Regions from separate parts of the Homo sapiens genome. Here all the other regions are linked to region 3. Evidence: chromatin contacts called from ENCODE Hi-C or POLR2A ChIA-PET data. All regions are on one chromosome and are shown on one strand. Each heading gives the region's core, a stretch centred on a gene start or an enhancer-like site at or near the end of the contact. The rest is flanking DNA. Distances are from core to core; before and after follow the strand shown. Region 1 holds the start of RPP38 (ribonuclease P/MRP subunit p38). Region 2 overlaps MLLT10 (MLLT10 histone lysine methyltransferase DOT1L cofactor). Region 3 holds the start of ARL5B (ARF like GTPase 5B).

The links. A loop is a pair of places that touch in the nucleus more often than their neighbours do. ChIA-PET counts read pairs that join two places held with the same protein, here RNA polymerase II (POLR2A). Pooled maps may share reads with other maps.
Region 1: a map of CD8-positive, alpha-beta T cell shows a loop between it and region 3 (7-fold over the local background). The contact joins the promoter of RPP38 here to the promoter of ARL5B in region 3. A Hi-C loop is called at or near these places in 2 of 168 maps with a recorded cell type or tissue (CD4-positive, alpha-beta memory T cell and CD8-positive, alpha-beta T cell) and 13 of 50 pooled maps. POLR2A ChIA-PET finds 5 or more read pairs at or near these places in 1 of 52 experiments (naive thymus-derived CD4-positive, alpha-beta T cell).
Region 2: a loop to region 3 is called in a pooled map, with 10 times the contacts of the local background. The contact joins the enhancer-like site here to the promoter of ARL5B in region 3. A Hi-C loop is called at or near these places in 3 of 50 pooled maps.

The regions. Positions count from the first base shown.
Region 1 is chr10:15,094,941-15,100,040 of GRCh38, reverse strand. RPP38 (ribonuclease P/MRP subunit p38) reads right to left here and starts at 2,686. Exons shown (of 3, transcript NM_183005.5): 1 at 2,275-2,686. RPP38-DT (RPP38 divergent transcript) reads left to right here and starts at 2,722. Exons shown (of 2, transcript NR_160789.1): 1 at 2,722-2,954; 2 at 3,176-4,656. RefSeq lists enhancers at 1,979-2,118, 2,179-2,268, 2,570-3,141 and a silencer at 2,409-2,768.
Region 2 is chr10:21,709,088-21,714,053 of GRCh38, reverse strand. MLLT10 (MLLT10 histone lysine methyltransferase DOT1L cofactor) reads right to left here. Exons shown (of 23, transcript NM_001195626.3): 14 at 104-282. Among named protein-coding and RNA genes, the nearest start is that of MLLT10, 180 kb to the right of the region's middle. RefSeq lists enhancers at 2,509-3,009, 2,979-3,078. Within about 2 kb of position 3,158, at least 2 of the 41 ENCODE cell types and tissues checked have a DNase peak (open chromatin) inside an H3K27ac peak, as active enhancers do.
Region 3 is chr10:18,657,109-18,661,915 of GRCh38, reverse strand. ARL5B (ARF like GTPase 5B) reads right to left here and starts at 2,485. Exons shown (of 6, transcript NM_178815.5): 1 at 2,233-2,485. The coding sequence starts at 2,278. It also overlaps a transcript of NSUN6 not described here. RefSeq lists a silencer at 2,317-2,396 and enhancers at 2,707-2,836, 3,537-3,656.

The sequences.
Region 1 (5,100 bases), core at 1,437-3,936, 3.6 Mb after region 3:
GAGAAAAATAGGCTTTGCTGAGGGCCCTTTAGAGCTGTCTCAAGAGGCCTCTGCTGCCTGTAGATCAAGGGCAAACTCTTTTTACTAGACAGTCTTGCCCTGTCACCTGGCAGTAGTGCAGTCGTTCGATCATGGCTCACTGCAGCCTTGAACTTCTGGGTTCAAGCAATCCTCCCACCTCAGCCTCATGCTGAATAGCTGGGATTATAGGCGCATACCACCAAGCCCAGAAAATTTTTTTAATTTTTAAATTTTCTGTATAGGCTGGGCACGGTGGCTCACACCTGTAATCCCAGCACTTTGGGAGGACAAGCTGGACAGATCACTTGAGGTCAGGAGTTCGAGACCAGCCTGGCAAATATGGTGAAACCCAGTCTCTACTAAAAATACAAAAATTAGCCAGGAGTGCTGGTGCACACCTGTAATCCCAGCTACTTAGGTGGGTGGCTGAGGTAGGGGAATTGCTTGAACCCAGAAGGCGGAGGCTGCAATGAGCCGTAATTGCACCACTGTGCTCCAGCCTGGGCAATGGAGTAAGACTCCGTCTTAAAAAAAAAAAAAAAAGAAATTCTATAGAGACAAGGTCTTGCTTTGTTGCCTGGGCTGGTCTTCAACTCCTAGGCTCAGGCAATCCCGTAGCCTCGGCCTCCCCAAAAGTACTGGGATTGAGGGCATGAGCTACCATGCCCCGCCTAAACTCTAATGTGACATAAAAGGCCCTCCACACTCCAGCTCAATCTCCCACTTAGGCCCTCTTTCTCCTTAGGCCCCACCAAGCACAAGTCCTCAACACCGAACAACATACTATTTAATGAGGCCAGCATTTTCCCACCTGCAAGTCTTTATACACATTAGTCCCTCTGCCTGGAATACCACTCCCACCCTCAGCCGCAGGCCCCTTCCTTTCTTCAACAAATATTTATCGATTATCCACGATGTGCCAGGCCATAAAGATTAAGTATTTTTTCTCACAGACCTCATGAGCTTAGAGTCCACGAGGAAAAAATATTAGCAAGTAATTATACAATAAAGCCTGATGCACATGAAGGTCAGGGAACAGTATGCTTAGGGAACATCCAGCAGAGGCCTAGCTTAGTTGAGGGGGGTGGGAAAAGGCAGTCCTCACAGAGGAACTTTTTTTTTTTTTTTTTTTTTTGAGACGGAGTCTCATTCTGTCGCCAGGCTGAAGTGCAGTGGCACAATCTCGGCTCACTGCATCCTCCGCCTCCAGGGTTCAAGCGATTCTCCTGCCTCAGACTCCCGAGTAGCTGGGACTACAGGCACGGGCCATCACGCCCGGCTAATTCTTGTATTTTTAGTAGAGACGGGGTTTCACCATGTTGGCCAGGATGGTCTCGATCTCCTGACTTTGTGATCCGCCCGCCTCGGCCTCCCAAAGTGCTGGGACTACAGGCGTGAGCCACCGCGCCGGGCCGGACCTCTTAACCTACATCTAAACAATGCCTACCAAAGGAAGTATGGAGTAAAGAAAGGTATCTCAGTATTAAAAGAAATAAGTTGGCTGGCGAGGTGGCTCACGCCTGTAATCCCAGCACTTTGGGAAGCCCAGGCGGGCGGATCACTTGAGGTCAGTAGATCGAGACTAGCCTGACCAACGTGGTGACCCGTCTCTACTAAAAATACGAAAATTAGCCGGGCGTGGTGGCAGGCGCCTGTAGTCCCAGCTACTCGGGAGGCTGAGGCAGGAGAATCGCTTGAACCCGGCAGGCGGAGGTTGCAGTGAGCCGGAATCGCGCCACTGCACTCCAGCCTGGGCGACTGCTATGTCTCAAAAAAAAAAAAAAAAAAAAAAACACGTTCAAATAAGTTCAATGTGGCTGGGGCAGAGATGCTAGAGAAAGCGGTGAGAAACTAGGAAAGGTGGGTAAGGACCAGATAATGAAGACCTTTGCAAGCGTTCCAGTGTGAAGCAACTTTAACATCTAAAGCAGAGGTGTCGTGATTAGAAAGACGTTATAGATCTTTGTGGATCTGGGCAAAGGAAGAGTCCCCGAGCAGCAAAGACGCTCCTGGAGTCGTCCAGGTTAGAAATGACGGTGGCCTGCACTAGAGACGCCGCAGAAAGGACTGGAGAAAAATACATGTTAGTCGGAAAAGAAGGTAGAATCTCCCGACACAGTAGTGACCAGCTGGAAGTAAAGTTGAGAACGGTATTGGTGGTGACTCCCGGTTTCTGGATCCCGCCGGTAGCCGAGGGGCGACGGCCGACCCAAAGCTCACCTCCCCACTGCACGCCGCCCCTGGATCGAGTACCTTGGTGCTTTACTATTTAGCACACGGAAGTGTTGTTCTGTTGTCCGTGTCTCCTTGGAGACCGTGGAGAACAGAAGGGCCGGCGGGGGTTTTCGCTTTGTACTCCTGGTGCCCAGCCGGCGCTGCAATCCAGCAGAGGAGCCGGACTAGAAACGCGGAAGCTCTGGGTGCACGCGCCCGGCCCGGGACTGGGCGGCCCAACCGGGAGGGCGGCGGGTCCTGCGGCCACGCAACAGGCGTTGGGGAAGCAGCAGAGACCCTGCGTGCGCGCGGGCTTCGGCCTCCAGATTCCGCAGAGTCCCGGGCCCGATCCCCCCGGGGCTGGCCTCCTGCCCTACGTGGGCCCCGCGCGCCCACCTGGAACTCACGATGGCGAATCCGTGGTCACCTGAAGGCAACAGCACCGGCGCCCAGTGCGCCTGCGCCGCGCGTGCGCAGAGCCCTCGCCTCCCGGCCTCGCCTCGCAGACGCGACGGGCCGGGGAGGAAGCGCTCGGAGCAGTGCAGGTTTCGTTATCCTGTGTTAGGTCACTCCGGAGAGGGGAAAGCGGCCCACAGCGTCGCGCGACCCGGAAACGACACAACGAGGCCCAATCTTTTAGACTCGAGTTTAGGCCCCGGGGTGGAGTCTCCGGACCGGGTCCCCCCACCCCCGCTACAGGGGCAGTGCGCAGGCGCGAGGTATGTATCGCGAGACCATGCGGTTGCCCGGGTAACCAGACGCTCAGGACTTGGACCGTCCAGTTGTTCGGAGGCCAGCCTATAGCCAATGGTATCCCGAGGGCTCGCTCTCTCCGGGCGTTTGTGCTCCCCTCTCTCTTCTAACCCAGTTTCTACCTTTCAGTGCTTTGGAATCTTAGCCCTCTGTCTCTATTCGCTTTTCTGTATTTGCCTTGCCTCAGGGACGCACAACCCCAGCCCCTGTCCCAGTGAGCCCGTCGCCATGGAATCCCTGCAGACTCCCCAGCACCGCGAAAATCAAGATAAAAGGGAGAAGGAGTATGGGGTAAAACACATGCCTATGGGCAATAATGCAGGGAATCTTGAGCCCGAAAAGAGAAAGGCAGTAAGAGTTGCCTTGAGTTCAGCAACAGCTGCACAGAATATCCCGTCCAGTGTCCACTGTGGCTGCTCCAAGCAATGGAGACTCAGGCTACCATCGGAGTCGCTGCAAAGTCGGGGACAAGTGATGAAGCGGCCGAATAACATTTTAAAGCTCAGGAATCTGGATCTGTTGATCTACCCTTGGCCAGAACTTAGAAGACGGCAGGTTGCTTCTGACCTAATGAGCCTCCTCCTTCTCCCCGCTTTTTCCGGCCTTACTTGGGCCCCCTTCCTTTTCCTCTTTACGTATCTGCCTCCTTTTCTCAATCTCCTCACTGTTGGTTTTGTATCCTATTTTCTGGTATAGTTTCTGTGATTTCTTTCTTTTATTTATTATTATTATTGTTGTTGAGACAGAGTTTTGCCCTTGTTGCCCAGGCTGGAGTGCAATGGCGCGAACCTGGCTCACTCCAGCCAGCGCCTCACAGGTTCAGGTGATTCTCCTGCCTCAGCCTCCGGAGTAGCTGGGGTTACAGGCACGGGCCACCAGCCCAGCTAATTTTTGTATTTTTAGTACAGACGGTGTTTCACCATGTTAGTCAGGCTGGTCTCGAACTCCTGACCTCAGGTGATCCGCCCACCTCGGCCTTCCAAAGTGCTGGGATTACAGGCATGAGCTACTGTGCCCAGCCTCTATGATTTCAATTTTCATGTTTAAGTACCTATGTAGAACCTAACTGTCCATAAGTAAACACAACAAAAAAAAGATTTGGCTTTTGGTCAAAGATCATTGGAGGTTACACAGGGTAAAGTGCAGTATGATTTTTATCACAATTAGAAAGATTAAAAAGAGATGACAGTGAGTTTGTGAGAACAGGTTTGTGTTTCATAAAATGAATTGTGTGAGTTAGCTATGATGAACTGCAAGCAGCTTGCATTTCCAAAGACAAATAGAGACACAGGAATCTAATTAAAATGCTAAAGTAATGGGAAGGAGACATCCATACGTTTTTGTCCCCCTAAGGTTCCAGATTTATAGTTTGAGCATCATCTCGGCTTACATTTTCTCTGTGGAAAACATCAGCCATTACATTACTTGGCTCTGGGTTGAAATCCTAACTTCATCAACTGAAGATCTTATGACCTAGGCAAGTTTATTAACCTCCTCTATGACGTGATAAAAATAGTATCTCTTGTGCGGATTAGAAGACATGTTCCTCTATGCTAAGATGATTATTATGTGCGGAACACATAGTTAAGTGCTTGATAAATTGAACTATGGCAAATCCAGTCTCAACCGTGGCAAAACTAAGTTAATAAAAATGAAACATAACCTTTATTATTTTAGTGCTTGTGTTTTATTTTAAAACTAGCAGTATAATTTCCACGAGGATTTTGCTAAAATTAACAAGTACATTTCGAAAGTAATTTCTGTCCCTCTTGTATCACACAAACATTACAACCAAAAAGTAAAAAACATTCTCCCATGACCCAATCACACCCATTTTTTTCTTTAGTGTTCCCTTCTACTTTGTTTCACATATGTGCATGCTTTTACATTAAACTAATACAGATTAAGTCTTCTGATTTTCTTTACACATAACGCTTTTTCATGTTTCTCAAATTATTACTTTACATATTTGATATCCTATTCTGAAGAAACGGTTTTTTTTTTTTGGAGACAGGGTCTTGCTCTGTTGCCCAGGCTAAAGTGCAGTGGCACCATCTCAGCTCACTGCAACCTCCTCCCAAGCTCAAGTGATCCTCCCACCTCAGCCTCCTG
Region 2 (4,966 bases), core at 1,909-4,408, 3.1 Mb before region 3:
TTCCTATAGAAGGCCCTATGTCATTTGTTTCTCCTCCAACAAAACTCACTTTAAAAATGAGAAACCCACCTATTACCTGTCACATGATAGTGTAACAACTTACCTGAGTTGTAGCAACAGCAGGGGCTGCAGATGACACAGCTGAGGGAGAGAGCGCTCCTACTTGTTGCAAATGCCCAGAAGACTGCTGAGGTAAGTGAGAGCTGGAGACAGGAGTACTAGATCCCGAGCCAGATACTACATTTGGAAACGATACTGCTACATCATTGCTGTTATAAATACCTGCAAAAAAACAAATGTTATTTAAATATAACTTAGCAGTCAAATTTGTCACAGACACACATAATCAGTAAACTTGCATTTCCTCCTGGATCCCTCCTCCAATTATAAATCTTATTGTTGCTGTTTAAAAAATATTGTGCTAGTAACTAAACAAATAAACACTGACTTCTCATGAAGCAGTTGTCTAAAAGAACCTACACCATTTTTATTTAGCAAAAAGGCTTTTGTTAAAAGCAGGGGATAGCAGAAAGAGCTTTGTAAAAAATATGTCATGGATTTTAGGAGTTTCTAAGAGCAAGAAAACGTTTCTTAAATAGAGGAATGAAGCAATTAGAGTTCCATAAAAATCACCTAATGGGCCTTCCAAAAGGCAAATGCTAAAGCCCCAGAAATCATCACTGAGGAAGTCTGAAGTAGGAAGAGACCTTGTTCTAGAAAGCCGACAAGGTAGAAATTAAAATGGAACAGGCCCAACTTGAAATTCCGAGACCAAAAGAGGAGCTGATGACATTGGTGGGAGACAGGTGTGGGAATAAAGAATGTTGGTAGATTCTAGAGACATTCCAGCGATAACACAGACAGGACTTTGTGACTGACTGTATGGGGCAGCTGCAGGGGTAGGAGAGGAGGAACGATTAAGACATGATGAACTGGGCTATGAGTTGGCAGCTCCATTTACTCCAGAGAACACAGGAGGTGAAAATCATGGGAGACTTGATGAAAACACTTTGAGAGGCACCATGGGGATAAAAGCCAGAAATAAGGTGGGAAATGGTGGAAGCTATTCATTCTAGAAAAGAGGGTGGGAGGATGAGCATAAGTTAACAGGAAACAAGTTAATTTTTTAAAAGTGCTTATTTTTTAAAAAAAGAAAATCATGCTCAGCATAGAGAAGGAGAGGCTTTCAGGATAAAGAAATGGGAATATCTATAAACCAGCCGTTCTCAACCAGGGGTGATTTTGCCCCACAAGGGACATTTCACAATACCTGGAGACATTTTTAGTTATCAAGCCTGGAGGGTGCTACTGGCATCCAATGGGTATAGGCCAGGGATGCTACTAGACATCTTACAATGCACAGGACAGCCTCCAGAAGAAATAACTGGCCCATAGTGTTAATAGTGTGGAGGCCGAGAAAACTTGCTATAAACCAGAGCTCTTGGGAGGGCAAGAGGGGAAAAAGAGCCTGAAACCAAGGTACAGAAACAGGAGGAAAGAATGAACCTAAGTGGGCTGCAGAAAAAAGAAATAAATAAATAAATTAGCAACTGTAGCCCTAGAGGACAACAATAATCAGTAATTTGTATCAACATACAATTTACTTTGTTCCAAAAAAACATCAACATAGCCTGGACAACAAAGGGAGATATTGTCTCTACAAAAAATAAAAATTAGCCAGGCATGGTGGCACATGCCTGTAGTCCCAGCTACCTTGGGGACTGAGGTGTGAGGATCACTTGAGCCTGGAAGTTCAAGGTTGTAGTGAACCATGCCGTGATTGTATCACTGCACTCCAGCCTTGGCAATAAAGCAAGACTCTGTCTTTAAAAATAAATAAATAAATAAATGAAGTTATTGACTTATATAATAAATTAAAGCACCTAGAATCTTATTCAAACAGGGAAAACAAAACAACTGGGACATTTTAAAAAGCCTTACAGCTATAATTAAGGCGTCGGGATCTTTTTTATATCTACAATTTCTCCAGAAAAATGATATATTTAGCCAATGCATTCATTCTGCAAACATCACTGAACTCATTATTTGCCAGGCATTATTCTAAGCCCTGGAGATAAAAAGCCATTCAAGATAGGTAGTCTTTGCCTTCAAGAAGTTGCGTAGAAAAAAGGCATTACAAACAGTTGTGGAGAGCACTATGACAGAGACATCCTCAGGAGGCTAGGAGCACAGAAAAAGAGGTATCTAATTCAGACCTGGAGTGAGAAAAGTGGTGAGCCAAAAAACTTACTGGAAGAGATGTTGTTGCTTTTCAAGCTAATTTCTTTTCTATCTTTTGTTTGTTTGTTTTCTGAGACAGAGTCTCTCTCACCTATGCTGGAGTGCCGTGGTGCAATCATAGCTCACTGCAGCCTTGACCTCCTGGGCCAAGCGACCCTCCTGCCTCAGCCTCCCAAGTAGCTGGGACCACAGGCGAATGCCACCACACCTGGCTTTTTTTTTTTTTTTTTGCGTTGGTTGTGGGGTCGGTGGGTTAAGAGATGGGGTCTCACTATGCTGACAGGCTGATTTCAAACTCCTGAGCTCAAGTGGTCCTCCCACCTCAACCTCCCAAAGTGCTGGCATCACACGCATGAGCCACCATGCCCAGCCTCAAGCTAGTTTCTTTTTTGAGGTGAAGTCTTGCTCTGTTGCCCAGGCTGGAGTGCAGTGGTGCAATCTCGGCTCGCTGTAACCTCTACCCGCGGGTTCAAGTGATTCTCCTGCCTCAGCCTCCCTAGTAGCTGGGATTACAGGCACGTGCCATCACACTCAGCTAATTTTTGTATTTTTACTAGAGATGGGGTTTCACCATGTCGGCCAGGCTGGTCTCAAACTCCTGACCTCAGGTGATCTGCCCGTCTCGGCCTCCCAAAGTGCTGGGATTACAGGTTTGAGCCACCACATCTGGCCTCTCAAGCTAATTTCTAAAGGGGCTGCAGTACAGAGGTGAAGGACGGTTTGAGGAAGAAACATGCAGTAGAGCAGGATAAATTCTAAGGACTTGGTGACTAATTAGACCTGAAAATTCTATTAGACCAATAGAACCTGGTGACTAATTAGACCTGAAAAATAAAAACAAGGGTAGAGTCACCAATGACTCTTAAGCATAAGTAAGTACATGTAGTGATACCATTCACTGAAACAGGAACAGCAACTGAAAGCAGTGTTTGGTTACTGTACGGAAGTAACTGTGCTAGTATAAGAACTCAATGAGGTAAATATTACTCCCATTTCACATATGAGCAAACAGAACTTTAAAGAAATAAAGTAACTTTTTTGGTGAGCTAGTAGGTGGTGAAATAATGATTCAAACTCACAGGTATCCTATAAATGAAATCACTTCCTAATACAAATTAAGAGGTTCAGGGTCATGGTCTTTGAGATGCCTGTGGGACACAGAACTCCTACATATAGAACACAATGGGATAAGCCTAAAACCCAGCAGGAAATTCAGATCTGAAGACATAAATCTAGGAGTGAGAAGCATGGTAAGTTACAGTAAGTAAACCTGCAAACTAAAAATACTTACTATTGGTCTGCACTATGGTTGAAATTTTAACCAGTTGCTCATAATTATTATAGAAATAAGAAATTTCCCATTAAGAACTCTAGATGCCTAATATCTCTTGAAAAACTGAAGATTTGCCAACACTGGATACTATATTATAAAAGAGCAACAATCTGACCAGAGCTCTGAACAGGGCATAGAGACTTTAATCCATCAGCATCTCCATCATCCCTTACCATGTCACTCATTTATGTTACCTATGTGGCCCCATAAGTATTTTACTTACAACTCTTGATATGAACACAATGGTCAAGGCCAAGGAACAAAAATGGAATCACCCAGGGAAAGTTCTCAGCATGATCAAGAGAAGAGAACCAAAGACAGAACCCTAAATAACATTACCATTTAAAGGGTAAACAAACAAAAATAGATCACAAAGGGCAAACTTAGAAAACTAAGATAGAGAATCTTATAAACTGCTCTAAGAATTTCAAAGGAATGGCCTGGTGCAAGTGGCTCATGCTTGTAATCCCAGCACTTTGGGAGGCCAAGGTGGGCAGATCTCTTTGAGCCCAGGACCAGCCTGGGCAACATGGTGAAATCCTATCTCTACCAAAAATGCAAAATTAGCTGGGTGTGGTGTCAAGCATGGTGGTGTGTGCCTGTAGTCCCAGCTACTTGGGAGGCTGAGGTGGGAGAACTGCTTGAGCCTGGGAGGTTGAGATTGAGCCGAGATTGTGCCACTGCACTCCAGCCTCAGTGACAGAACAAGACCGTCTCCAAAAAAGAAAAAGAAAGGAAAGGAAGAAAAAGAAACAAGTTTGGCTAAGAGGGCCAGAAAAGAGACAGCATGTTAATGCAGTGATTATTTATAAACTTTATATTCCAAATAATACATAGCAGAGAAAAAGATATGCATTTTTAAAGGTTGCTACTCCATAGATAATTCAACAAATATTGAGTTTCTACTGAATTCAGTGTTTTCAGAGTATCTTAGAAAATAAAATACTGCAGCCAGATGCGGTGGCTCACATCTGTAATCCCAGCACTTCGGAAGGCCGAGGCAGGTGGATCACCTGAGGTCAGGAGTTTGAGACCAGCCTGGCCAACATGGCGAAACCCATCTCTACTAAAAATACAAAACTTAGCCAGGCATGGCGGCGCATGCCTGTAGTCCCAGTTACTCGAGAGGCTGAGGCAGGAGAATCACTTGAGAGGCGGAGGTTGCAATAAGCCAAGATCACACCACTGCACTCCAGCCTGGGCGACAGAGCAAGACTCCATCTCAAAAAAAGGAAAAAAAAAAAAAAAAGCAGATAAAATGCTGATTAGTTATTTTGGGGGTGAAAAGTGTACTACACAGGGAGTCTCCAATTTCTAAAATTAGAAAACAAAAGTTAGCTGGAGGCAGCATGCTGAAATTGAAACAGCAGAGGCTTTTGACTTAGACAAAAC
Region 3 (4,807 bases), core at 1,236-3,735:
TTCACTCCTCGCAAGCAAACTAACACACAGCCAAGCTCAACTATTTTCAGCTTCCCTAAAAGTACCAAACTAGCTCATTCCTCTCCCTTTTGCATATTAGCTCTTCTGCCTAGAATAACACGTCCCTTCTATTCGGTCTGTCTAGCATGCCACCCAAATTCCTACTCATCATTACATTACGTCCAAGTATACCTTGTGCTGCAGCCAACGTTATATTTTTACACATATCTGTTAAATAATTTACCACACTGCATTTTTTTTCATGTTTGTCTCGTTTATTGATGTTTGAATACTTTGCCAAGAAGTAAGGTATCTTTATTCTTTAATTTTGTATCTCCTATGCTAAACTCTGAAGACTGGCCTATGGCTGTATGAATGAATAAGAATAAAATAACAGAATAATCACTGGTTCTAAATTTTCCAACAGGAAAGTTAGAGGAAGAGAAAAATTCTAAGTAGAAATGGAGATTCAGGAGGCCTGAACAATTATGCGAGTATAAAAGTAGCCACTGGATGTCTTTCATCACCATCTACATTTTCCCCTTACATCTTTTATTACCTCTAGTCTGAGTAAGGACACCTCCAACGAAAAAAGACAAGACAGCAGCCATGTAACAGAAAAGGGAGAAAGGAAAACGGGAAAGGATATAAAGGGAAAACCAACTACTTCGGTAACGTTTCGATTCTCCAGCTCAGGGGAAAGAGAAAACTGGTGATTTTTGTATTAATCTTTATACCTTTAAGCATGTCTTAAAATGCTGTTTTACCGCTGGGCGCGGTGGCTCACACCTGTAATTCCAGCACTTTGGGAGGCCGAGGTGGGTAGATCACCTGAAGTCAGAAGGTCGAGACCAGCCTGCCCAACATGGCGAAACCCTGTCTCTACTAAAGATACAAAAATAGGCCGGGCGTGGTGGCGGGTGCCTGTAAATACCAGTTACTCGGGAGGCTGAGGAACAAGAATCGCTTGAACCCAGGATGCAGAGGTTGCAGTGAGCTGAGATTGCGCCACTGCACTGAAGCCTGGGCGACAGAGAAAGACTCTGCCTCAAAAAATAAATAAATAAAAATAATATTTTAAATGTATGGATAATACCCACAAAGTGTGAAGCTCTGCTCACTTTGAAATCATTTGATAAGTAATATTATCTGTGGTTACTGGATACAGGCATATACATATATATACACATGTGTGTGCCTGTATCTATATTTATAACCTTGAAAAAGACTGCTTTAGTGTTCTTATCAATCTACAGAACAAGTCAACTAAAGCCATTCCATTACCTCCACAACTTCTTAAATCCAGAAAAAGATTAGATACCTACATTAGCAGTAACAAATTGGTACCAACATAAAAGGAAATAAAACTGGCTTATTAACGATGCCCGGCTCTTAAATGTAAAATGAAACGAGTTGATTTTCAAAACTGGTTTCAATTACTAAGAAACCATTCTGTTCAAAGGACGCCTCAAACTTTAACTTATCGTCGGCCCCTTTTTTGGTCTGGGTGTTTTCTCTCTTCAGAAGACATCACATCTCATTCTGATTCAGAACAGGTTTTGCAACTTCTCGGCCCTTTGGACCTGCCACTTCCAGGTGTCTCATTACCTGTTACAGACTAATTACGGACACGTAACGTCTTACACAAAACCGAAAAGCATTTAGTTTCTGAACTAAATGCTTTAAAAAAAAAAGTTTACAATGAAGATGCTGGAAAACTCGTGCATCTGAATAGGACAACTCATTCCCAAGTCCTAGAGGAAAGGAGGCGAAATCAGAGTGAAAGTGCACTGGCTTACGGCTCAAACTGCAGGGCGGGAAAACAAAGCACCTACATTACTCAAAAAAAAAAAAGTTCTAGGTTTCTGGGCGGACACTTATCCTGGGGATACACATAGACACAAGCACGCTTCAATAAAGACGAGAAAGGCCCTCCATACGCCTCCTGGCATCATTAGCTGTATCCCGCTTTACTTCGCCAATATCCAAACATTCTCAGTTTGGATTCTGGGACGCCAAATACCTTCTCTTCTGCCTCCCTATTTCTCCCACACGTCAGGTCTCTCCTGTACGTCCTCCAGGTCTAAAACACTGAGTTTCTGCCCGCCCCCTGGCCTAAGTCCCTTCCTCCTCCGCGTCTCCGAACGCTCTGTCCCCTGTCTCCGGTGTCCCCATCGGCGGCGGGACCCTCTGCCTCGGATTCGAGCCGCCGCGCAGCTCCATTCTTCTCACCTTGGTTACAGAAGAGGCTCCACAGTTTGGCGAAGATCAGCCCCATCACGAGCACCGGGGCGGGCCGCGGGGTCCCTCGGCAGCAGGTGCCGCTGCGCCGGGTCCCCCACCGCGGCGCGGGCTGCGCGGAGCCGAGGAGAACCCGCCTGAGATCGCGCAGCGAGGGCACTGCTAGGCCGAGAAGCCTCGACCCGACCACTCAGAAGGCGCCGCGACGAATCCCCACCGGACAGCCCTTTGTTTCGAGCCCACTGAGCCCAACGCCGACCCGTAGTCCCCTCGGTCTGTACCCACCTACCTACCACAGCCTCTCCACAGCCCCAAGCCCCGCCTCCACCCCGCCTCCCCTCCGGATCCCAGGACCACCCATCGCCGGAAGCTAGGCGCGTGACGACGGCGCACTTACGGCAACCCACGCCTTCGACGTGGCGTTTTCTTCGGTTTCACTTCCGGTAGGAGAGTCCCAAACGGCCAGCGGCTGGGAATTTGCGGTATCGCGGGGGGGTGGGAAATTTCCCTTGGTGCGTGCTCCTTCTGATGTCAGCCTTCAAAACGTTTGTGGGACTCCCCTTTGATTTGAGTCTCTGCTGCTAGCAGCTGCTTCCCTGACCTCTAAAACCAGGAAAGACCATAGGTTCTCTAAGTGAGCAGCCGCCGTTTGCTGCTCTTAGAAAACTCACAGAAGTGAAGAGTGTTTCTTTCCTGACTTATTCCTGTTCCCCTAGGCAGGCGTGCTAGGGGTTAGGAGTTCTGCCGTGATTCTTCTTCATTCATTTATTAATCTATTCATTCACGTATTCATTCATTGGCTTATGCATTTATGTACTCATTGATTGATTGATCGATTGCAGACGAGGTCGGGCTGTGTTGCCCAGGGGGACTCAATTTCCTGGGCTCAAGCGATCTTCCTGCCTCGACTTCCCAAAGTGGTGGGATTGCAGGCTCAGCCACCGCGCCCGGCCCCTGTCGTGATTCTTAGTTCTGAAAAGAATTGATTGGGAGACGAGCCATGGAAGGCCTGGAGCCACAGAGTTCAGTTATGTGATTAATAATAACACATAATAATAACACATAGCACCCCTCTCCATTTTGCCAAGCATTAGGTATGTTCGTGGATCCCAGATCGAAGTCCACGCATAAGCCAATTCGCTGTGTAATTGTTTTCAATTCCACTTTCCATGGTTAGGTTCTAGCATTGAAAAGAAAAGCTTCACAGCCTGGCATGAAACGAAACTGAATGTCCTTGAAACCAGTTGACGGAGGAGCAAGCTTAAAATTTTTTTAGACTCTGACTTCAGTCAGATGGTTGGATTTTAACCTTGGCAACGTGGCCTTTTAACATGCCAAACTCTTGAGTTAACCTGTACAAGGAGAATGTATGACTTACGTCCTCCCAGTGCTATGGTTTAAAGACCCTTTAAGACTTAGATGCAGGATAATATGCTCCAACGTTACAACATTAAAGGCAAGTTTCAACCTCCTATGTAGAGGAAAAAGAATGTACTGACCCTATGCAAACTTAACTTTCATGACTATCAGTTGGACCATAAATGTGAATAATTTTGTGTTTGTGTAAGTAATGGCTTAAAAGGACATTTTTAGTCCTAGCTTCATTATCACAAAACAAACTTTAGATTCCGTAACAGCTTCTTCAATTGTTAGACATGGATGTAAACCACATTCTGCTTTTTTTTTTTTTTTCTGGCTTTCGGATTTCTAAGAAACCATTTCTGAAAAGAACAAAGCATTTTTGTATGAAGATGCAGACATTTGGCTGGGCGCTGGGGCTCATGCTTGTAATCCCAGCACTTTGGGAGGCTGAGGCGGGTGGATCACGAAGTCAAGAGATGGAGACCATCCTGGCCAACATGGTGAAACCCTGTCTCTACTAAAAATACAAAAATTAGCCGGGTGTGGTGGCACGCGCCTGTAATCCTAGCTACTCAGGAGGCTGAGGCAGGAGAATTGCTTGAACCTGGGAGGCAGAGGTTGCAGGGAGCAGAGATCACACCAGGGCACTTCAGCCTGGCGACAGAGTGAGACTCCGTCTAAAAAAATAAAAATAAAAATAAAATAAAGAAAATGCAGAGATTTGAAGCAAAAAAAACTATAGATTTCTTAAACATTTTTATGATATTTTAGAGACAGTAAGTTTGAATTATACTTCTACTTTTAACTAAGTGGAATGAATGTATTTATTTGAACATGGCTCTTGATATTTTTATTGGTTTTGTTTCTTTGAAATTTCAGAAAACTTTAGTGTTGAAGTTTTCAGTTCGTTAAAATTTACTTTTAACTTACTTTTAACACCTTTCTTATGAACAATTTACCTGACAATGAGACTGTTCTAATATTTTAAAAATATTTTTTCATATTTAAAAGTTTTGTTTGCTGATTTGGAAATCTAAAATTTTTACAAACTGGAGGGAAAGAAAAATAGCCACAATTATCAAAAGTAATATGATTGATTAACAGAATATAGTTGTGTATTATCTAAACAGATATCATGCTGATGTACCTATCGATCTGTTAGAAAAAATACTTTCAATTACATTAGGAGAGGCACGGTGGCTCA